Linked DNA regions of Homo sapiens: region 1 is linked to region 2. Evidence: read pairs that join two places in POLR2A ChIA-PET (ENCODE). Cell type or tissue: IMR-90. All regions are shown on one strand. Each heading gives the region's core, and the rest is flanking DNA. Links, peaks and the distances in the headings are about the cores only.

Evidence for each region. Peaks named below come from ENCODE experiments on the same cell type or tissue, not always from the same donor. Only the 100,000 strongest peaks of a DNase experiment are listed, where the experiment ranks them.
Region 1: POLR2A ChIA-PET joins it to region 2 with 26 read pairs; 5 of 35 experiments call an interaction of 5 or more read pairs at or near these places.

The regions. Positions count from the first base shown.
Region 1 is chr3:113,005,354-113,010,735 of GRCh38, reverse strand. It overlaps RMP64 (ribonuclease MRP subunit p64), which reads left to right. Exons shown (of 9, transcript NM_015412.4): 7 at 32-93; 8 at 2,306-2,565; 9 at 4,732-5,382. The coding sequence ends at 5,200. Among named protein-coding and RNA genes, the nearest start is that of NEPRO-AS1, 11 kb to the left of the region's middle. In IMR-90, for the core only: no CTCF peak of the experiment used is centred there; a DNase peak (open chromatin) is centred at 2,405; H3K27ac peaks cover 287 bases.
Region 2 is chr3:112,762,499-112,767,880 of GRCh38, reverse strand. No RefSeq gene overlaps it. Among named protein-coding and RNA genes, the nearest start is that of LINC02042, 16 kb to the right of the region's middle. In IMR-90, for the core only: no CTCF peak of the experiment used is centred there; no DNase peak of the experiment used is centred there; H3K27ac peaks cover 436 bases.

The DNA of each region.
Region 1 (5,382 bases), core at 17-5,016, 240 kb before region 2:
TTTTGTATCTGCAATTTTTCCACCTCCACAGAAGAGTCATCAGAATTTGATGTGAGGGCTTTCTGCAACCAGCTGAAACACAAAGCTACTCAGGTTTGTCTGGCTTCATTAAATTTAGCTTATGATTTCTGCTAATTTGTAGAGGATGCTTCTTACCAAGGGCAGAGATTGAATCTTTTCATTTTATCCCCAGCTCTAAGCTTAGTGCCTTCTTAGTTGTCAGTGTGTGCTTCTGAATGAATAGAGGCAAGGGATTTTTAATACATCTAGTTAATTCAGTTAATAGAGTACCTTCAGAAATATTTTAGTAGGAGTTTCTCTAGAATTTTAAAGTAACCGTAAGATCTGTTGTTAAGTATGGATTGTACTGCAGCTTAAGAGTATAGGCTTTGCAGTCAGACAGTTGGTTTGAATCCTGGCTTTGGTACTAGCTGTGTGACCTTCTGTGAGTTTCCTGATCTCTCCGTACCTCTATTTTGTAATAGTAATATGTGCCTCATAGGGTTGTGCTAGTTTTAATGCATGTAAAGCGTTCGGTAGTCTGGAGTATGGTAAGCATTTAATTGGAGTTAGATGTTATTAGCTACGGTCATTTTGGTCATCATCCTCATCATTTTGTCATGAAGCTATTCCTTTACTCCTGTTGAGGTTCAAGTTTTAACATGATTGATTAATGTCTGTAAATTCTGTTTGTTCTGGACCTAACAGCATATAAGTACATCGGCATTACTGTTTTACTCAGTAACTTGACTTTTTTTTTTTTTTAACCCTGTCTTTGCAAAATGTCTACTTCTGGTATTTTTCATGGGTTAGTTTACTTCTTTTATTTAAGAATTCTTAAACATATTTTCTTGAACTTAAGGACTCCAGCTTCCATTGATGTTCTGTCCAATTTATGAATTCAGAGTGAGGAGTAATACTTTCTGTGCCAGGCATTGTTCTAAGTGCTTTTATATGCATGAAGTCATGTAATTATATCACAAAAGCTCTGTGAGGTGGGCATGCTTATTACTGTTTTCATATTTCAGATGAGGAAACTGAGGCATAGAAAGGCCAAGAAACTGCCAGGCCACATAGTGAATAAATGGTAGAGCTGCGATTTGAATGCAGGCAGTATGGTTTCATAGTCTTTCTTCTTTACTATTCACCAGTCCCCAGAACAGTTTTTCAACTGTATCTCAAGAACTATGGTGCTTTGTGAACCTTGAAACTTCTGCAGCCTGTGCACCTGTTTGTAGGTGAGCTGGCTTTGAAGTTGGTGGGTCAGCATCCCTCTTACTCAAAACTAACTGCTACTATATTTTTAGCAAATAGCACTAACTTGCTTAGCTTTAAAGCAAACTACTTCTATTGATCACCAAACATAAACTATTGACCTGGGTCATTACTTTTATATTTTCTACTTTTTTTTAAAGTTCCTTTTGAGTGTAAGAAATTTGGAAGAAGGTAAGCTTTGAATGAAAGAGCAGATCATCTCGTAGGCAGCATATTTTCATAAAGAAATAGTAAACGTTAGTAAAATCCAAATGTGACTTGATATAGAAAGAAGGGGTTGAAGAAGTAAAGGTGCCTTGTCAGAAGATGGTTGAAGTAGAATTGGAAGTGTTGCTCAATTGAGCATTTTTAATAGATATTCAGCAGGCATTAACTGATTAATGGGCTTATTCTGCTGGGCACTCTGCAGGGCCCCATATCTTCCCTGTTTTCAGAAACATTTCTAAATTGAGGAGGTTTGCCCAGGATACGGAAATAAGTGAAAAACAAGTCGTGATAATCTGGTGGTGTAGCGAAGAGGGGCCTTTCAGTGATCCCCCAACCCTCTGCAATTAGGCTTTGACCAGTATTTAATCATGTGGGGTTTTTTTATTGTGTATGTGAGATATGTGTGTTAGGATATTTATGTTAACTTTCCTATGTCAATCTAATTCAGCTGCAGATGGGACCTGTCCTGGTACAGAGGGGGAACAAAACAACTTGTATTTGGAGCAGTGGAGAAAAATTCAGTTTTTAAAGACATAAGGAAAGCTTAGTGAGCAAAAAAATTTCCTTACAGACTGATTTTTTTTTTTTAATTTTTAGGTTTTGTGGGTACGTAGCAGGTATATATATTTATGGGGTACGTATTTTGTTATAAGCATATAGTGCATAATAACCACAGGGTAAATGGGGTATCCATCACTTCAAGCATTTAGGGACTGATAATTCTAATTTTTAAATTTTGATTGTGAGCTAGCTTTCCTTGTTGTCATATAATTACAAGTCAGTAACATGTCCAATATATTTTTCTCATCTTTCCACGTTTCAGGAGACCAGTTTTGATTTTAAATGTTCTCAATCCAGACTAAAGACAACCAAGTATTCTTCTCAGAAAGTGATAGGAACTCCTCATGCCAAAAGTTTTGTGCAAAGATTCCGAGAGGCTGAGTCCTTCACACAACTTTCTGAAGAAATCCAGATGGCAGTTGTATGGTGCAGGAGCAAAAAACTCAAGGCTCAGGCCATTTTTCTGGGTAACAAACTTCTTAAAAGCAACCGGCTTAAACATCTGGAAGCTCAAGGTACTAGGTAGGTATATTGCAAAAATTATGTTACTTTACTTTTTCTGTTGTTGTTATGAGTAAAAGTATTCAGGTCACTTTTCTTTAAAATGTGATGTCCAGCAGCCGCAGCGGGGCTAAATTGGGATGTACTCAAACTGCAATTGCATTTGCTGCTTTTATTGTAAGAGCAAAGCTGTATCATTGGAGGAAGAAGATAAACAAGTTAATTGGACTTCAGTCCCCGTTATGCTCTTCATCATTTCCATCAGCTCATTCAGGAACCATTAAGAGTGTCTAGTGTGCTGAGCCTGAGGATACAACTGCATAAAGACGTGACTTGGTCTTCAGGGAGCTCAGGGTCTTCTGGGAAAGGCAGCCCTTCTGCAGACAGCTTCAGTGCAGTGCAGTGGGATAAGGGCATGAGAGCAGAAGCAGAAGGTGCCTGCCTTCCATGAGGCCCACACAAGACTGCTGGGGTGTTGTACTGTTGCTACTTGCTACTGTTTGTAGCAGCTGGACTCTATCTATATTTCTTTTCTGTGATTTTTATATTCACAACTGTTTAAGGGTGCTTATCTTTGCTTGTGAACCAGTATTGCATGAAGTATTACATGAATTTAGACATTAGACACTTCAGGGCTTAACGGTAATGATTTCAGACACAAATATGTATTAAGAGCCTATTCCACCTTCACAGAGGCAATTATTCTGACCTGTTTTTTATTGTATTCTTTAACAAATATCCTGTGCATGCCCCATAATTTCTTATCCATAGTTTAGAGCTATTCAGGGATTTAAAGTTCATTCCTGGGGATGAACCACGTATTGAAAATTTGTTAAATTTTCTTTTAAAATTTGCATAAAATATATTCCTGTTTTAGAAAAAAAAAAGTATACAGTGAGGGTTTTGTAACACATTTTGATTAAAAGCTATGGGGAAAGTGGTTGAATATTCCTGAGGGATAAAGTGCTTGAGGGGTTTTTACATTGAGATGGCTCCTCTAAAGGTCTGTAATAATCTAAAAGTGATGTATCCTATGGCTGGAGACGCAGCCTGAGATGGAGAGAAGCATTCTGTTTAAAATTGGGTTTAAAATCAAGGGTAGATGAGGCAGAGGTAACAACTAAAAGTTAATGAGAAGGGTAGCAAACTGGTGTTTATTGGTTAAACCATTACTCAGTACTCCCCCAGATATAGTGCTCCTTCATAGATTGCCCTGTTTTGCTGTTTCATTAATATATTTGTAGTAAACTTTATAATTTATTTAATGTCCATAATAACATTGTGAGGTAGACAGTATTATTCCCATTTCATAGATGGGTAAATGGAGGATTTTGCTCAAGGGGTTAGATGTGGAACTCAGTTCAGGCCCTCTGTTTTCCTTTCAACTCTGAAGTACACCCACCTTCTCCCCACTTAAAAGCCACTGCTTATAGTGAGATAAGAAAATGGTATGGAAGCAAAGATCATGATTTACTTTATTATAATGGGCTTCCTCAAAGTTTTATATCCATGCCCGTCTTTTAAAATCTATCACAAACAGTGAAACAATTCAGCAAGGCACTGATGAACCTTGTGGCAGTGTACCGTGTGTGGAAGCAAAACACCTAAAATGATCAGCTGTTTGATTTCTGAATTTCCAAACTTGAAGATGACATATGAATCATAATTAGGGTAGCTTAAGGCTGTCTGTGTATCTGGGCCAGAAGCCCTGTCTTCATATTGTTTTATAAACCCCTCTTAGCCTTTATTCCTTTTTCCTTGTTCATTTCCTGCCACAGCATGAAGCTGATTATCCAGATTCGGATTAATACGTACTGGCAGATTTTTTCATTTGTGATGTTTCCTCATGTCCACTCATTACATTATGAACAGATTAGCAGTTATGAGGGAAAAGCTCTGACACTAAAGTATAGGGTATCTCGCCATTCAGCTAATTGCTAGGCGGCTGTACTTTTGAGAGTTTGAAAGCAAAATGGGGACACATTCGTCTACACTTCAATCAGAGGGCATTTGTGCTCTCAAAAAACAGACTTGGGGTGAAATTTTTCGATGTGGTTCTGGGATTGTACACAGGCATAGGACTTGTAGATAAGTTGTGTATTTTTCTTTTCAGTTGGTAAATTAAAAGTGCTTGAGAATGTTTTTCTCATCTTAAGCCCAGATTTTTCCTCTCTCTGTCTTTTAAAGTTTGCCAAAGAAACTAGAGTGCATAAAAACGTCTATTTGCAACCACCTTCTTCGTGGCTCAGGTATCAAAACTTCAAAGCATCATCTGAGACAGAGAAGATCACAGAATAAATTTTTACGGAGACAAAGGAAACCACAGAGAAAGTTGCAGTCGACTCTTTTAAGGGAAATTCAGCAGTTCTCTCAAGGGACTCGGAAGAGTGCTACAGATACCAGTGCTAAGTGGAGACTCTCACACTGTACTGTGCATAGAACTGATCTCTACCCTAACAGTAAGCAGCTCTTGAATAGTGGAGTTTCAATGCCTGTCATACAAACTAAGGAGAAAATGATTCATGAAAATCTTAGAGGCATCCATGAAAATGAAACTGATTCGTGGACGGTGATGCAAATAAATAAAAACAGTACATCAGGAACCATTAAGGAGACAGATGACATTGATGATATTTTTGCTTTAATGGGAGTTTAGATGTTCGTTCATATGTGAGACTTTTAAGTGATTAACAAGGCTAGTTCAGTGTTCTAAGTAGAACTGCTAAGATCTGGAAGTACCACCTGGACTCACAGAGGAGCTGCTTTAGTGCAGCATTGCACAGGAGTTCATTTCAGTTCAGTCTACATTTAAAGTAGCATTGTGTCATTTCATCAACA
Region 2 (5,382 bases), core at 176-5,175:
TAATGATTAAATATGCAACAAGGCTCACCAAAATTAAGATAAATAATTATAGAAATAAAATTTTCAGAGGGTAATAGAAGAAGCAAAGTTTTCTGAGGGAGGTTTCCTGGGTGAGGTGATCTGAACATCTGCCTACTGCAGGTAAATATTATGGGACAGAGTCATGGGGCTGAGGGTCAGGGGAGGAATGCAAGGAAAGAAGCTTGAAGAATGGAGCTGAGGCTGCCTTTTAGCCCCACAGGAGGGAGGGAGGGAAGTTGGGACAGGGTTGAGCATCCCACACCCTATGAGGGGCTGGTTAGACCCAGCAGCTGAGGAGACCTAGGGGGCTGCTTCCACCTCTCACCAACCTGCTTCTGGGTGTGGCAGTAATGTCTTGTGGGTGAGTCCTTTTCAGTTCCCCTCTCCCTCACTCACACTCTCTCTGTGGGATTTCCATGGTGATAAGATGAGAGAACATGTCAAATGTACCCAAATGAGGAGAGTTAAATGTGGTCTTTGTGGCTTTGGCTCAGCTGTCCAACTGCAGCCTTCCTAAGGTACCTCTTGAGATCAAGACACAGGGAGAAGGAACAACACACACACTCCCTGCTGGATTTAGAGAGAACTGAGAGGAGGCTGCGGTTTAACTGGACCTTCCTTAGGAAAGACTGTCGCAACATTTGTAGAGCACATGATGTGGCTAAGAACATAAAACTTCAAGTTTTCTCATATTTGAATTACAACTGCTTAGCAATCTAACCTAAAACTGGAGACTTTCTTCTTGTGATATTTGTACATATGATATTCTTGTTAATCTAAATATTCCAAAGCAGAAACTCTAAAATAGGAAGGTATGTAAACAAGGGGGTTGATCACTCTCGCATTAGTGTTTACACCCAGCTCAAGAAAGAAACAGAGGTCTCTCTTTGTTCCTAATGTTCTTCCTGTGGACATCCACCTGGACTGACATTTTCCAAGATTCTCTCAGATCAAGGATGGAATCTGGCACTTATGCTGGAGGCAGCAATTGGAAACATATTAGGAATTTAGAACAGTGGTGTTAGGAATAGGCAAATGTGTATGTAGAGTGTGGTATGGTTTGGTGTACATGCATATATGTGCAGGAATTTGGCAGAAGTGTGAAAAGAATTCTCTTTGGTACCCACCCAAGCACCTACCTGTCCCCATCATTGCCCTGTTCTTTTCTCCAATGATCTTTCAGACCCCTCGTGTTACCCTGCTCTTACTCCGGGCCCAAGTCCTAACGCAAAGCTCGTTTCAATCCATCCAGGCTGCTATAGCAAAATGCCTTAGACTGGGTAATTTATAAACAACAGAAATGTAATGCTTACAGTTCTGCAGGCTGGGGAGTCCAAGATCAAGGCACCAGTAGATCTAGTGTCTGGCGAGGTCCTGTTCCTCATAGACGGCACCTTCTGTGTGTCCTCACATGGAGGAAGGGACTTATAAGCTCCTTGGGTCTCTTTTATAAGAATACTAATTCCATGCATAAAGGCTCTGCCTTCATGACCTAATCACCTCCCAAGGGCCCCAACTCTTAATACCACCACAGTGGGGATTCAATTTCAACTATGAACTGAGGGACACGAACATTCAGACCATGGAAAAAGTTTTTAAACCTTTCTAACTGTGATCATGGGAAGAAATATTTGCTTTACAAAGACATACACACATTGAAAAAAGTTTGTGAAACAATATCTACCTGTACCATCTATCTTCTACTTTAATGCTTTCTATTTTTTTTTATTTAAAAATTGTGAACTGCATCTATCAAACTAATTTCACAACCCATGGCGTTTCATAAAGCATGACCTCACCTAGTCCCAGGAAAGGTGTTGATAAGCTAGGTGGATTATTGTTTTGCTTTGCTTTGGTTTTCAATAAGCATCAAGGTTTTGCTACCGCTTGAGCTTTTTGAATTTTATCTGTGAGCTCCAGAAGGCTCTCTCGGCAGCCTGGGTAATGAAAAGAGTTTGTACATAGACTTTTGCTTGCATCCAACTTGGGAGGGCGGCCCCCAGGACTCTTGGGTGCTACTCTGCAAGCTGTGTGGGAAGGACTTGCAGCAGTGGGTGCTCCTCCAAAGCACACTAGAGAGCGCAGTGGGCAAGAGGTGCAGTAGCTTTCCCAACATTTGAATTAATTTATCTTGTTGACATAATACTATAGGAAGTTCTTTGAAACACAGCATTAGTATGATTCATCATAACCATTTTCATTTTAACCTTTGTTTACTTTGAGAACTAAGAAGGTGGTCTTGCAGCATCAGGTTCATGGGCTGCTCCCTGTTTCAAGAAGAAGAGTAGGATGTCACTGGCACACCAATGCTAGTAGGTAGGGACTGAAAATGTCTTTGGGAAAGGCTAAAGCAGGGTTCCTGTGGGGAGAAAGGCAAGAGCTACAATAGACTTAGCTAAAATAAGGCTGCAATGGAGTTGCAGTTACTGGCCAAATGAAGAAGCCAGTAATGTGGCTTTCAGATCATAACAATGAAAAATAAACAAGCCAAATCAGGAACATTAAAGATAGTTAAACATCGATCTGAAAATCAGGGAGGTATATGAATAGAAAAAGTGAGTATTCCTCTACAGTGACTCTGATATAGAAAAGTGATCAGATTTGTAGTTCATTTTCCATTCACTAAGCATCTGCTCAAATTGAAGGGATTTGTCTAAGGTCACACAGCTTGGAACTGGATTTAAATCCAGATCTTGGCCAGGTGCGGTAGCTTACGCCTGTAATCCCAGCACTTTGGGAGGCTGAGGCGGTTAGATCACTTGAGGCCAGGAGTTCGAGACCAGCCTGGACAACATGGCAAAACTCCGTCTCTACTAAAAATCTAAAAGTTAGCTGGGCATGGTGGTACGCATGTGTAGTCCCCGCTACTCAGGAAGCCAAGGCAGGAGAATTGCTTGAACCTGGGAGGTGGAGGTTGCAGTGAGCTGAGATGGCGCCATTGCACTCCAGCCTGGGTGACAGAGTCAGACTTCATCTCAAAATAAAATAAAATAAAATAAAATAAAATAAAATAAAATAAAATAAAATAATCCAGATCTCTCTGATTCCAAAGGTCATGTTCTTTTCACAAAATTCACAGAATTCCACAGACTCCCAAGATTGTTTCTAATCTAGTAGGACTATAAGTGGGTGGTTTTTGTGTGTTTGTTTTTCCTCCCTCCTTTTCTATATTTTTTGATTTTTTTCCTGATTATCTTGAGTGCTTTTTTCTTAAATGAAAAGCAAACCCAATATACTCTGTGTTTTAAAAACATTGCCCACTAGAGAATGATTGCCAGTCCAGAAAAGAAACAGCATTTCATCTATCTCAAACTGTTTTACCACCACTGGTTTTTTTTTTTATTTATTTTTATTTTTTTTCATTGTCTATATTTCTTTTCTGGCCATTTTATTACTTGTATCATCTCATGATTATTTCTGAAAATATTTTTATGTATAGGGGAAGGGGTTGCTCAAAATGATGTACTCTGGACCTAAATTAAAATATAATTGGTACCACCTGTTCATGGAATATTCATACCACTAGTAGTTTTGATAAACATTTTAAAAATGAAAGAATTGCTAAACCCATAGCGACTTAACAAGGGATATTTCATTATATAAGAGCCTGGTGGGTTGGTGGGGAGTAGAAATTTTTATTCTTTTTTTTTTTTTTTGAGACAGAGTCTTTCTCTGTCACCCAGGCTGGAGTGCAGTGGCGTGATCTCGGCTCACTGCAAGCTCCGCTTCCCAGGTTCACGCCATTCTCCTGCCTCAGCCTCCCGAGTAGCTGAGATTACAGGTGCCCACCACCACACCTGGCTAATTTTTTGTATTTTTTAGTAGAGACGGGGTTTCACTGTGTTAGCCAGGATGGTCTTGATCTCTTGACCTCGTGATCTGCCCTCCTCAGCCTCCACGAGTGCTGGGATTACAGGCGTGAGCCACCATGCCTGGTCGCCACTGGTTTAATCTATCTCTAAACATTTTTCAGACTAGAATGCATTTCTTACTTGAGATATTCCTTACTCTAATAATCTGGTCATTCTGGGGCCACATTTTTAGGCTTAATTCCATTTTCTTTCCTCTCTTTATTAGTCAAAACACAGTTAAACTTTCTAGCTCATTTTTTTTTTTATTGGGGGCAGGGGTTGACATAAAGTCCCCAGTGGAAGGAAGTGCATGGAGAGAAAGACTTCTAATTATTAAGGTTAAATAATGGTTAGTATAGCCGGGACTGAAGAGCTCTGATCTTTGAAAGCCTACAGAGAAGTTTTCTCTTTATAATAAAAGGGCACTATAATAAAACGGATTTAGGAAAGTTCAGGAAAGGGGCTGCATAAGCTTATCCTCTTCACAATTAACTTTTTGTTTAACTGCCCTTAATTCTGGGCCATTTTCTCACTCCTATTATCTTCATATGTGAATTGAGCAATCATGACCTCATGCTACTTAGATCCAAAGGTTACCTAAGAAAACACTTGCATGGACTATCTATAACTTGCATCCTGAGAAAATAACCCCACTAATGTGAACATGAACAGGGAAAGTAAGGTAAGTGTGGATTAACCAAACTGGAAAATATGAGCATAATAATTTCGTCAAATGAAACCACAATCTTCTACCCCTCTCTGTCTCCCCGAAACTTGTTTGCAGTGTATACCTTGCTAATTTTTTTTTTTTGCATGTGATCATTTTATCCTCATGGTAAAATAAGAAATAAGTAGTGATTGCTTTATTCCAGTCTTTGGCTGGCTAATTCTTGTTATCATAAAGGGATGGGCAAATTAGAGCATCTTCTGTGGCCTAAGGCTCACTTGTTTCCCCAGAGACAAAAGAGACTGAATGCAAATACTCTAGACAGGTCTAAAGAGCAGATTTTTTGTGGACTGAATAATCAAATCAGAGGTACAAATCACTTAGAAAGTGCCCCAAGAAAACTAAGCACTTCGGACCATGTGTTGCCAAATTTTATTAAGCAAATATCAAAGTTGCAGTGTAATATACATAAGAAATATTGCTGTGGCTGCATTTCTGGAGTGTGCCCTAGAAGGGAAAAGTGGTCAGGGTCTGGATAAGTCTTTCATGTTCTTGTGACACTGGGCATAAACAATCCTAAGTAATGAAATTTCCAGGTTATAACCTGGAAATCTTCTGCAATATGAGAGAAGGCCAAAGAAGAGTTATGAGGGACAATGGGAAGGAGACTTGCTTTGGGAGAAAGAAGTGCATTTCTGTAGAAGGAGTAAAAACCACAAGGAAACTCCCCATCCAGTGTAACACCAGACTGCAGTTCCCAAAGAGAACCATTCTGAAAGGGTATAATCAACTGGCCAATTTCATGGCCTCCGGATCAAATGTAATCAACCAATTAAGAATGGA